Linked DNA regions of Homo sapiens: region 1 is linked to region 2. A link is an interaction called in ENCODE POLR2A ChIA-PET data of the cell type or tissue named here. Cell type or tissue: Panc1. All regions are shown on one strand. Links, peaks and the distances in the headings refer to the core of each region. The heading gives the core; the rest is flanking DNA.

Region 1 (5,385 bases), core at 95-5,094, 95 kb before region 2:
CATGTAACTTAATGGATCCTCCTTCATATTATTGTAGTTTCTCTTAATACTAAAGTAGATATTATTGCCTTGGTGTATTTTACTTTTAAGTTTAAAAAATTTTTGATTTAATGATACTCTTGAGGATTTTAGTTTGGGATATTACCACTGTCAAAGCTGGCAGGTTCTTCACTTGATTAAGTCTTATTTCCACTCAACACCATTTAAGTAGTTTGAGACTGGTTATAATGAGCATTGGTACAGGACTGGCCCCTCTTTTCAGTCAAGGTCAGTTGGCAACAGCTATACACTGTTTCTTTATTTTGGAAAGGTTTTGCTTGCGCAAAGACTTACTCTTTTAACCAAATCCTGCTTTTCATCTGTTTTTGATGGCAACAGACCATATTTCCCAGCCATTTGCAAACAGTGCCTGTCTGGCGGGATTTCCTGGACACAGCCCTTGACAACCATTACTGGCCAACTTTTGAACTTCAGTGTTTAACCTGGTTATTTGTTCTGTGTTTTCTGCCATGGGCCATGGGAACCATAAGCTTATCCTTTTGAGACTAGCAGAAGGTCCAAGAACAATCCATTTGCTAATTGGACCCATTGCTTTCCCCAGCCCATTAACCTTCATGAATCAAATCTTCCTTCCAATATCCAGCTATTCATCTACAAGTCAGTACTATGCAGAGTGATACTTTCTAACCAAGGTGCCTATGGTAGACCTTGGTCATTGCCATTTTGGAATCTTTACCTTATGGACTGATATAATCCAAACATGTCAGTGTGTCATAAAAATTGGTTGGCCAATTAAAGATAATTTGATAGTGCAAATATCATTAAAATTGTTCTTATGTACAAATAATAATTTAAAAATCCATATATAATGACTTACAAGTAATAAGGCCGTACTTTTTTCACTCTAAAAAAAATAAGCAAATGATAAAACATTCATGCTCTTTGACCCAGTGGTACTGATTCTGGGGCTCTAGCCTAAAGAAATAACTCAAAACATTGAGAAAAGCTTATGCTTATGGATGTTTGTTGAAGCATTATTTGTAATGAATAAAGAAAAATATAAATATCTAACAGTAAGGAATTGTTAATTAAATTATGATGTTGATGAAAGTTTTTAACGGCATTTGAATATTGTTATGATGTTAAATGAAAAAAAAATGGAATACAGCATTTTCCACAATATGGTCACAGCCATGGAAAAAACATGCATTAGAAAAAAGACAGAAACCAGCCAGGCACAGTGGCTCACGCCTGTAATCCAAGCAATTTGGGAGACACTAGGAGACACTAGAAAGAAGATTAAAGAAAATTTCAAGAGTGCTTGGCTTGAGTGCCAGTCAGACTTGGGTCCAAATTCCTACTCTTTTACTTATGAGCTATGTAGCTTCAGGCAAGTCTTTTAAACTTTTGAGCCTCAGTTTCCTCATTTATAAGATGGGGATAATAATTTTTCCAGGATTATTGTGAGTATTAAATGAGATAATGATACAAGTAAAATTCTTGATAATCTATAGGCAACCAACAGCTGGATGGTGGCAAGTACTAATTCGTAGCTTCAAGATGTTCTCAGTTGTATTCTTGACTTTGGCATTCTTCTGTTACGTTTGCACTGATTTTTGACATGCTGCTAGGAGACAGGTAATGTGAAGGATCTATTGGGGGGTTTGCCTTTACGGCTTTTCTGGTACATTGTAGGTCAAACACCAACACCTGTGTTAGGCCCTGTCACATATTCAGGGACCTTCACTGTTCACCTGAGCTTAACCAACAACACTCACCTGCAGGCATGCACTTGAGTACAGATGCTGCTTGTTTTGAGTGAAGCAGATACAGAAAATCTTTAACTACAATCCCATTTATAAAAGGGTGGAGCTTATTTCTTTTAAAAAATAATCATTCCAAAAAGATTTGCACAGAATTAATTTTCAAAGGGTGACCTCTCTTGTGCATTTAAAATGTGATTCAAGCAAACCAAACAAAAAAAGGATTCGGCCTACACTTTCAGTGGCACGAAGTAAAGTGCACTTGTGTCCAAGGTTGGACTCCTTGCTTTTCTTCCAAGCATCTTTCCCAGTCTCATCATTTACTAGTTTATATTTTAAACTTAGCTTCAGAATGCTTATGCTGATGTTAATGAGTCTATCTTCAAATGCTATTTTAGTTTATCTTTTTTACTTTATTTTATTTTTTTTTGAGACAGGATCTCACTCTCACACAGCTCACAGCAGCCTCACCCTCCCTTGAGCTCAGGTGATCCTTCCACCCCAGCCTCTCGAGGCACTGGGACTTCAGGTGTGCGCTGCCACGCCTAGATAGATAATTTTTCTTTTTTTCTTTTTTTTTTCCTTCTTCTTCTTCTTCTTCTTTTTTTTTTTTTTTGTAGAGCTGGGGTTTCACCATGTTGCCCAGGCTGGTCTCGAACCTCTAGGCTCAATCTATCACCCATCTTGGCATTCCAAAGTGCTGGGATTACAGGCTCCTGGCCTATTTTAGTTTCTCTCTGTTCTTTATAGTGGATCCTTAAGGCATAGAGAATTTTAGGAAGAGTATGAGCATGGAATAGTAAAGTCATTGTTGTCAGCATACGACAGAGGGAAAGTCACTGAGTCTTTTTGATCCTTGGCTTCCTTATCAATAAAATACTAATATTGGCACTGTTTACCTAACAGTTATTGTGAAGCCAAATCACAATAGCTAACATTTATTAAACAATTATGTGTTCTAGGCACCATGTTAAGAGCTTTGCATGCTTTATTAACTTTAATTTCAGGGTAACTTTATGGAGTAGATCATTGTGTCCTAATCATAATGGTAGCTAATATTTATTGATAGTTTTCTATCTGCCAGGTTTTGTTCTAAGGTCTTTGTGTGTCATAGATATTGGTAGAAAATGGAGGCACCAAGAGATTAAGTAATTTGCCCAAGTTAATTTAAGTAGAAAGTGTAGGAGCTACTATTGGAACACAATCTGATTCCAGACGTCTTAACCACTGTGCAATATCTCCACTGTATAGATGTAGAAACTGAGAAATAGAAGCACAGTAGCTTATCCAAAGTCACACAGCTAGTAAGCGGCAGATCTTACCTTCAAACAAGATTCGCCATTGCGCACATCATTATCTGTTATGCAACATGGCTTCAAAGTCTGAGTGATGGCACCAGGTACTGCTCTGAGTGCTCTTCAGCCTCTGTCCTCAGAGTCAAGAAAATGTGTACCAGTGGCGGGTCCACTAGAAGATCCACTGCACTACGGCTGTTGCCTTGTGTATTCAAATCCACAGTTCCTCATGTCCTGAGGTCAGCGAGCCACAGAGAAGTGGGCTCACCTTTTCTAACTTAATCAGTGCACTGACAGAGGAACAGGTTACAGAGGGATTTCTCTGGGAAAGCTGTGGTGCCAGGGCTTGCTTGTGCCCAGCAAGGGAATTAGAAATGCCAGGGCTAATTCCCCAGTGGAGAATGATTCAGAAGAAAAATGAATTCCTGAAGGCTGTTGTGTTATCAGTGCCAGGTCTGAGAGAGCAGGGCAGGAATATGATGGCTTGTCTTTGGAAAACATCCAAACAACTTTCAGTTTCAGAACAGACTTCACTACTTCTCTTAGAACACTTACTGTCCTTTACTGTAATTTTTGTTATAACTGGAGGATAGAAGGAAATATGCTATTTGATTTTATGTACAAAGAATTTTGAGTCCATTGAGCTAATAATGTCTCCCAAGACAATACCAGTTTATGGAGAACTTGGTTTTTTGTTTTTGTTTTTGTTTTTTTTTGAGAGATGGAATCTCACCATGTTGCCCAGGCTGGAGTGCAGTGATGTGGTGATCTCTGCTCACTGCAACCTCCACCTCCCGGGTTCAAGCGATTCTCCTGCCTCAGCCTCCCGAGTAGCTGGGATTACAGGTGCGTGCCACCATGCCTGGGGTAATTTTTGTATTTTTAGTAGAGATGGGGTTTCACCATGTTAGACAGGCTGGTCTCGAGCTCCTGACTTCAGGTGTTCACCTGCCTCGGCCTCCCAAAGTGCAGGGATTACAGGCATGGGCCACCGCGCCTCGCCCAATTATGGAGAAATTTGAACCATAATATGAATGTTAATTTGGGAGGAATTCTACTGCAGTTCATTTTGGAAACTTGAACCAAGTAGGAAGGATTTTATTGTTAAAAAAATCTGATCACATTTTATGTAATAAAATGTCAAACATGCAAGGAGAGAGTAATAGGGTAATGACCCACCATATACCCCTTGCCTAGATTTAAGAATTGTTAACATTTGGTATATTTGTTTAATATGTTATTTAATAGTAGTATTTTCAAGCAAATAAAATATATGATATTTTACTCCTAAATACTTAAATAGTTGCCTCTAAAAAAGAAGAACATTTTCTTACATAACAAAATTACTATTTACATGTGTGACAAAATCAACAATAACCTATTTTTTTCTTTTGTTTTTGAACATTTTCAAACCTGAAAAAATGTTGAAAGAGAGTTTGCTCTTTATCTAGGTTCAGCAATTGTTAACCTTTTTCCAAAAGAAGTTATAGGCAAGGCTGGGCGCGGTGGCTCATGCCTGTAATCCCAGCACTTTGGGAGGCCGAGGTGAGTGGATCACGAGGTTAAGAGATTGAGACCGTCCTGGGCAGCATGGTGAAACCCTGTCTCTACTGTAAATACTAAAATTAGCTGGGCGTGGTGGTGCATGCCTGTAGTCCCAGCTACTAGGGAGGCTGAGGCAGGAGAATCGCTTGAACCTGGGAGGCAGAGGTTGCAGTGAGCCAAGATCGCGCCACTGCACTCCAGCCTGGCAACAGAGCGACACTCCGTCTCAAAAAAAAAAAAAAAAAAAAAAAAAAAAAAGTAAAAAAGAGGTTATAGGCAATATGAGATTTTCCCTAAGTACTTTAGAATGCATTTCCTAAGAATAAGACATTCTTTTATACCATAACAAATTCTATTATTATACCCAAGAAAATTAACCTTAGTACAATAATATGACCTAATATTTAGCCCTTATTCAAATTCCCCCAGTTGTTCCAAAAATGTCTTTTGTAGCTCTGTGTGTGTGTGTGTGGTGTGTGTGTGTTTGTGTGTGTGTCTGTTTTCCCCAGTGCAGGATCCAATCAGATTCACATATTGCATTTAGTAATAATTATGTTTCTCCTGATTCAAAAAGTGTCTCTCCCCTTGACCATTTTGTTTGTTTTTCGTCTTAACCTGTTTTGAAAAAAACTTTAGACCACTATCACACACGATGGGTTCTTTATGATTAAATTAGGTTAAAATTTTTCACAAAAATACAGCATAAATGATTTTGTGAATTTCTTATTGTATCTTATCAGGATAGAAGCAATAATTTCTTAAAATATTATTTAATATCCAGT
Region 2 (5,385 bases), core at 301-5,300:
GCAATGGTTGCTCAGAGTAGCTGGTTTTCGACATCACCTGTTGTGCTTTAAAAAATGAAATGACTGGCAGGGTGCGGTGGCTCATGCCTGTAATCTCAGCACTTTGGGAGGCTGAGGCGGGCAGACCACCTGAGGTCTGGAGTTTGAGATCAGCCTGACCAATGTGATGAAACCCTGTCTCTACTAAAAATACAAAAATTAGCCAGGCGTGGTGGTGGGTGCCTGTAATCCCAGCTACTCAGGAGGCTGAGGCAGGAGAATCTCTTGAGCCCAGGAGGCGGAGGTCACAGTGAGCCAACATGGCTGCGCCACTGCACGCCAGCCTGGGTGACAGACAGCGAGACTCTGTCTCAAAACAAACAAACAATAACAACAAAAAAAAAAAAAAGAAAAGAAAAGACTGACAAAAAAAACAGACTTCCATGTCTCATGCCCCGATTTGCAAATGCAGTGAGTCTAGGCTGTAGCTCAGAAATCTGTAATTTCAGAACATTTCCTAGGTAATTTTGATGATCAGCCATGTTTGAAAACAAATGGTCTAAACTGAATCGAAACACCGTGTGTGTGTGTGTGAGTGTGTGTGTGTGTGTGTGTGTATAGTTCCCGCAACGAGATCTTCAGTGTATCTGCCTTTCTTGCCTCTGCCTATTAAGTTTCAGATGTCAGACACAATCCCTGATCTCATAGAGTTCTCATTGTAGTGAGGGCAAAACTACAGCGTGTAACTCTTTGTATCTTCAGTGCCTAGCCCCGCGGGGGCCAGCACACAGTAGGTGATCATTAATTACTTTATTGATGGCTTTGACAAACCCAGTTTTCAGTGTGCCTGACCTACGTGGTGCAGCCTATTAGCTTGGCAAGGGCAGAAGGGAGACTTTCTGGCTTGGACTTCCCTGAGACCCTTCTTATTGCACACAGTCACGTTGGCAGCACACAGGCCTTTGCTTCACCCTTGGCAACTTCAAAATTTCCAGTATGACTGGTTGTCTCTCAGGTGTCCTTTTACAGATGGGGAAACTGAGACTTTGAAAATAACTGTCCCGGGACCCCTAAGCTGGTTTGTGGTGAAGTTGGGGTTTGAACACAAATCAACAGAATGGATCTGATGCCCTGTTAGTGCCTGACTCATAAAGCCAGTTAGTCTTAATAAGACACATAGAATACTAATACTTATTACCTTAACCCTGGGCAATAGGCTGACAAAATTATTACTTAAATCAATTTTTTAAAAACTTTTTTTTGTTTGATCAAAGGAAGCATTTGTAGAAAAGATGAGTTGTTATTCATTCAACGTTTTGTCCCCCCTCCTAAAACACACACAATCTTTGTTACGTTACCTCTGAATTCAGGTTTTAATTTAACATACATAAAAGAACCCTAGCCATGATGACAGCCTCAAAAGATCAGTCACAAGCAACTCAAGCAAGGCAGCAAAAAAAGACAACAAATAACAATACTTAGGATACATCAATCATTCTTTTTCCTCTTAAAAACAGAAATTGGTCTTAGTTTCTCATTTTAAATGTGCTTTCTTCCTTTGATTTATGTAAAACTTCCAAAGATATAAACATCTTTATATACAAAGAAGTAGTATGGCAGTACATGTGACTTTATACATTTTACATTTGTAATAAAAAAATCATGAAAAGTATGCTTTGAACCTGTTGGTAAATTCTAAAAAGGAACTAATTTGAAAGATTTATAAATCAAATTTGTTAAGTGGCCAAACTATTTTTTATTTGAAAATAACAAAATTCTAACTCGAGCAAAGCTGGTTGGAAAGAAGGAATAACTGCCTTTTCTAAGCTTTATCAGCTAGGAAGCAGATAGGAATTAATAATTCCAAGAAGAGAAGAAGTTTTATGAAAAGAAATTGTAGTCGTCATGCTGTAGAGTCTGAGCAGCTCATCTCGGAGGTTTAAACGGGTCCATCTCCCTAGAAGGTAGAAAAGGTGAATTAACTATGATGTCATGATTTATGTAAATTTTTGCTTTTCCCCTCCTTCCCATCCCCATCACCTGCCTTCCTCCTGGCTCTTAATGGTTGCCTATTGAATGTTTCCTATACTTTTCTGGCTTTGTTTCAGGGCTTTACTCTGGCACCCACCTGTGTTGAGGTTATAGGAATGGAAGCTTCATTTTGTTTTGCATCATGTATTTATTTATTTAGTCCTCAAGGAAGTTACATTTTATTTATTTATTTTTGTTTTATTTTGTTTTTAATTTTTTTAAATTTCAATAGCTTTTGGGGTACAAGTGGTTGTTGGTTCTGTGGATGATGAATTAGGTACTGATGAATTCTGAAACTGCAGTGCACCCATCACCTGAGGAGAATACATTGTATACAATATGCATCATTTATTTAAAAAAATAATTTGGTAAGAGGTGCTGAGAGACCAAGTGCTATGTGGAAAGCCACCACTAACAAGTAGGAGAGCTGGGATTTGAACCAGGGAGGCAGAACCCAGAGATTGTGTTAAAGGAAACTTGAAGCTATGCTACCTCACTGACTTTCATAAGGTTAGTAAATAACATTCAATGCCATTTACTGAGCCTTCTAAGGATTCAAATGAATTCATGCTTGTCACCCTGTACTAGGCACTCCATTGACAACCGTAGGAGTAGGTATTAATAGCCACATTTTACAGACAAGGAGCAGTTGAGGGCTACTGACTGGGCCAAGACCACACAGCTGACATTCAAACCAGGTCTCATAGCATGTATTTTAAGGCACATTCCCAACTACCACTTCATTTAAGGACTGTGCCAGGCTCAGGAAGCTCTCAGTAAATACTTTCCGCCTGAATGGATAGATGTTGATCTTACACTCTCTCCATAAGTTAGGCAAGAGGCAGTTGGAATAACTGAGACTATGAGAAGTTAGTCAGCTTGCTGGAGTCACTCAGCTAGTAAGCTGTGGAACTAGGCTGAGAGCCCAAGTCTTTCCTCAGTGTCCTACTGGGGCAGGAATGCTGACCAGCCCCATGAGAGGCCAGCTGCCCAAGAGAAAGGAATCTTCAGCAGACTGACTTTAAAACTGCAGCTCTTGTGCACTGAAATATTTAGTAGTGAAACTTTGTGATGTCCAAAAATTACTTTCCAAGAGTCCAGAAACAGAGAGGGTGAGAAAATATTAAGAATTTTGTGAACATGGGTGAAAGTATACAGGTGTTCATTGCACCATTCCTTCAACTTTATGTAGATTTGAAGTTTTCAAAATAGAAAGTTGGAGGAGGAGTGGGGAGAGAGACAGAGAGGAGAGATGAAGGGAGGGAGGAAGAAAGGAAGGGAAAAAAATGGACAATTCTTGTGTGTACATTCACCCTCTGTGAGTCTCTGGTGCCCATGCACTGATAACCATGGAGTCCATCTACTGTCTTTCAACCTATCGAGTGACTCAGTTATTAAGTTCTCCAAAATATGGTATCCAAATAAATGAAACTCACTAAAAGGAACCAACGTGCTGACACCTATGAATGTGTTTTTAAATTGAGAGATAATTCTCAGATTTAGCAAAGTATTATCAACAATTCAAAGAGTAATCATATTTTCTTTCTTTCTTTCTCTCTCTCTCTTTTTTTTTTTTTTTTGGAAAGGTCTTGTTCTGTTATCCAGGGTGCAGTGCAGGGGCAAGATCTCAGCTCATGCAGCCTCAGCATCGTGGGCTCAGCTGATGCTCCCAGCTCAGCCTCCTGAGTAGCTGGGACTACAGGTGCATGCCACCACATCTGGTTAATTTTTTGTATTTTTAGTAGAGATGGGGTTTCACCATGTTGCCATGGTCAAGACCAGTTCAAAGCTGGTCTTGAACTTTTGGGTTCAAGTGATCTTCTTGCCTTGGCCTCCCAAAGTGCTGGGATTACAGACATGAGCCACCATGTCCAGCCAAAGTAATCATATTTTCAATAAATCTTGCAAAGAAAATTTACCACCCAGCTAAAATATGTAGAAACTGAAACTTCAATATATAATTTAGCAAACATTCATTCACTTTGGATGAATTACAAGATATAAATGCTCAATATTTTCAATCACTATCATAAAAATAATTTTGGTGGATTACTAGTTGGTAGTTGCTTTTCCTCTCTAGTATGTTTAAAGACCAAAACATTTGAATACAATACAGTAGAACTGAAAATTTGTAGAATAAAAATGCAATACACAGTGAAATTTATTTGTAATACACACATTTTACTGCTGATTTGGGGGACTTATTTATATTTTTCATTGAAAAAAGTAATATATAATTATTAAAATTTTTTAATACTATAGGCTAGATTAAAGGAAAAAAGTCAGTCTTCTTACCTAGAAATAATGATTATTTAACTTTTGGTTGGATTTCCTTTAGTTTTTTGTTTTATTTTTCTATTCACAGAATTTTGTTTTTTCCTCCTTGTATAATTGTATATTAAGTACAATTTTTGTATCCTGCTAATAACAGTATCTCATAAGGATTTTCAATATTACTGCAATTTTGGGGGAAACATTCTTTTAAGATAGGGAGAATAAAATAATAAAAAGAGATACTGTGACAAGCTATATAAGAAATTAGGTAACCTTACCTAGGTGAGGAGATTGGAGGGAACTGGCTGGATAGAAGACAAAGGCCGGAGGGAGACTTTCCAACTGAATACCTTTATATATTTCTCTGTGTGTGTATACATGTACATATTTAGTTTTTGAGTTATATACATGTAATGCTTATTTAAAATAAATGTATTTATTTATTTATTTATTGAGACAGGGTCTCACTCTGTCACACAGACTGGAGTGCGGTGGTGAGATCTCGGCTCACTGCAACCTCTGCCTCCCAGATTCAAGTGATTCTCGTGCCTCAGTCTCCTGAGTAGCTGGAGCTACAGGCATGTGCCACTATGCTTGACCTTCTTATTTAAAATTTAAATAAAATAATTTGAGTCTTTTAAAGTTTTACCATAATATTAAGTGAATAGACCTTTATTTACATATATTTACATAATCCCCCAGTTAGGGAACCCTCAAGTTTTATTTTTTTCTTCATACATCAATCTGTGCTTGTAATAACTTTGTGTATGTGTGTGAATAATTGCCTAATTTGATTTGGGTATTAGTTGAAATAATCAGACTGTCTTACTGTCTGCAAGTCTGTTTTTATTTTTAGTAATTTGTTGTTGGTATTTTACAATATTATTTAGAGACTAAAGCCTGAGTGATTTCCCTTTTTTCTTCCCATATAAGAACTACCTCTTTTTCTGTATCAGAAATCATATCAAATATAGGTTTTGCATTGGTATGTTCTGTTCATCTGAGGAAGTGAGAACATGCCAGCCCAGACCGTGATGTACTATCGCTGACACTGTACCCATATGACAAATGCTCACTTCAGGTGGATCTTCATATAAACAT

The links. ChIA-PET counts read pairs that join two places held together with the same protein. Peaks named below come from ENCODE experiments on the same cell type or tissue, not always from the same donor. Only the 100,000 strongest peaks of a DNase experiment are listed, where the experiment ranks them.
Region 1: POLR2A ChIA-PET joins it to region 2 with 6 read pairs; 4 of 35 experiments call an interaction of 5 or more read pairs at or near these places.

The regions. Positions count from the first base shown.
Region 1 is chr3:149,594,427-149,599,811 of GRCh38, reverse strand. The region is part of intron 2 of WWTR1 (WW domain containing transcription regulator 1); the gene reads left to right. Among named protein-coding and RNA genes, the nearest start is that of WWTR1-IT1, 55 kb to the left of the region's middle. In Panc1, for the core only: no CTCF peak of the experiment used is centred there; no DNase peak of the experiment used is centred there; H3K4me3 peaks cover 549 bases; H3K27ac peaks cover 5,000 bases.
Region 2 is chr3:149,499,227-149,504,611 of GRCh38, reverse strand. TM4SF4 (transmembrane 4 L six family member 4) reads right to left here. Exons shown (of 5, transcript NM_004617.4): 5 at 1,218-1,936. The coding sequence ends at 1,919. Among named protein-coding and RNA genes, the nearest start is that of TM4SF4, 27 kb to the right of the region's middle. RefSeq lists a silencer at 2,596-2,890. In Panc1, for the core only: no CTCF peak of the experiment used is centred there; a DNase peak (open chromatin) is centred at 2,801; H3K27ac peaks cover 5,000 bases.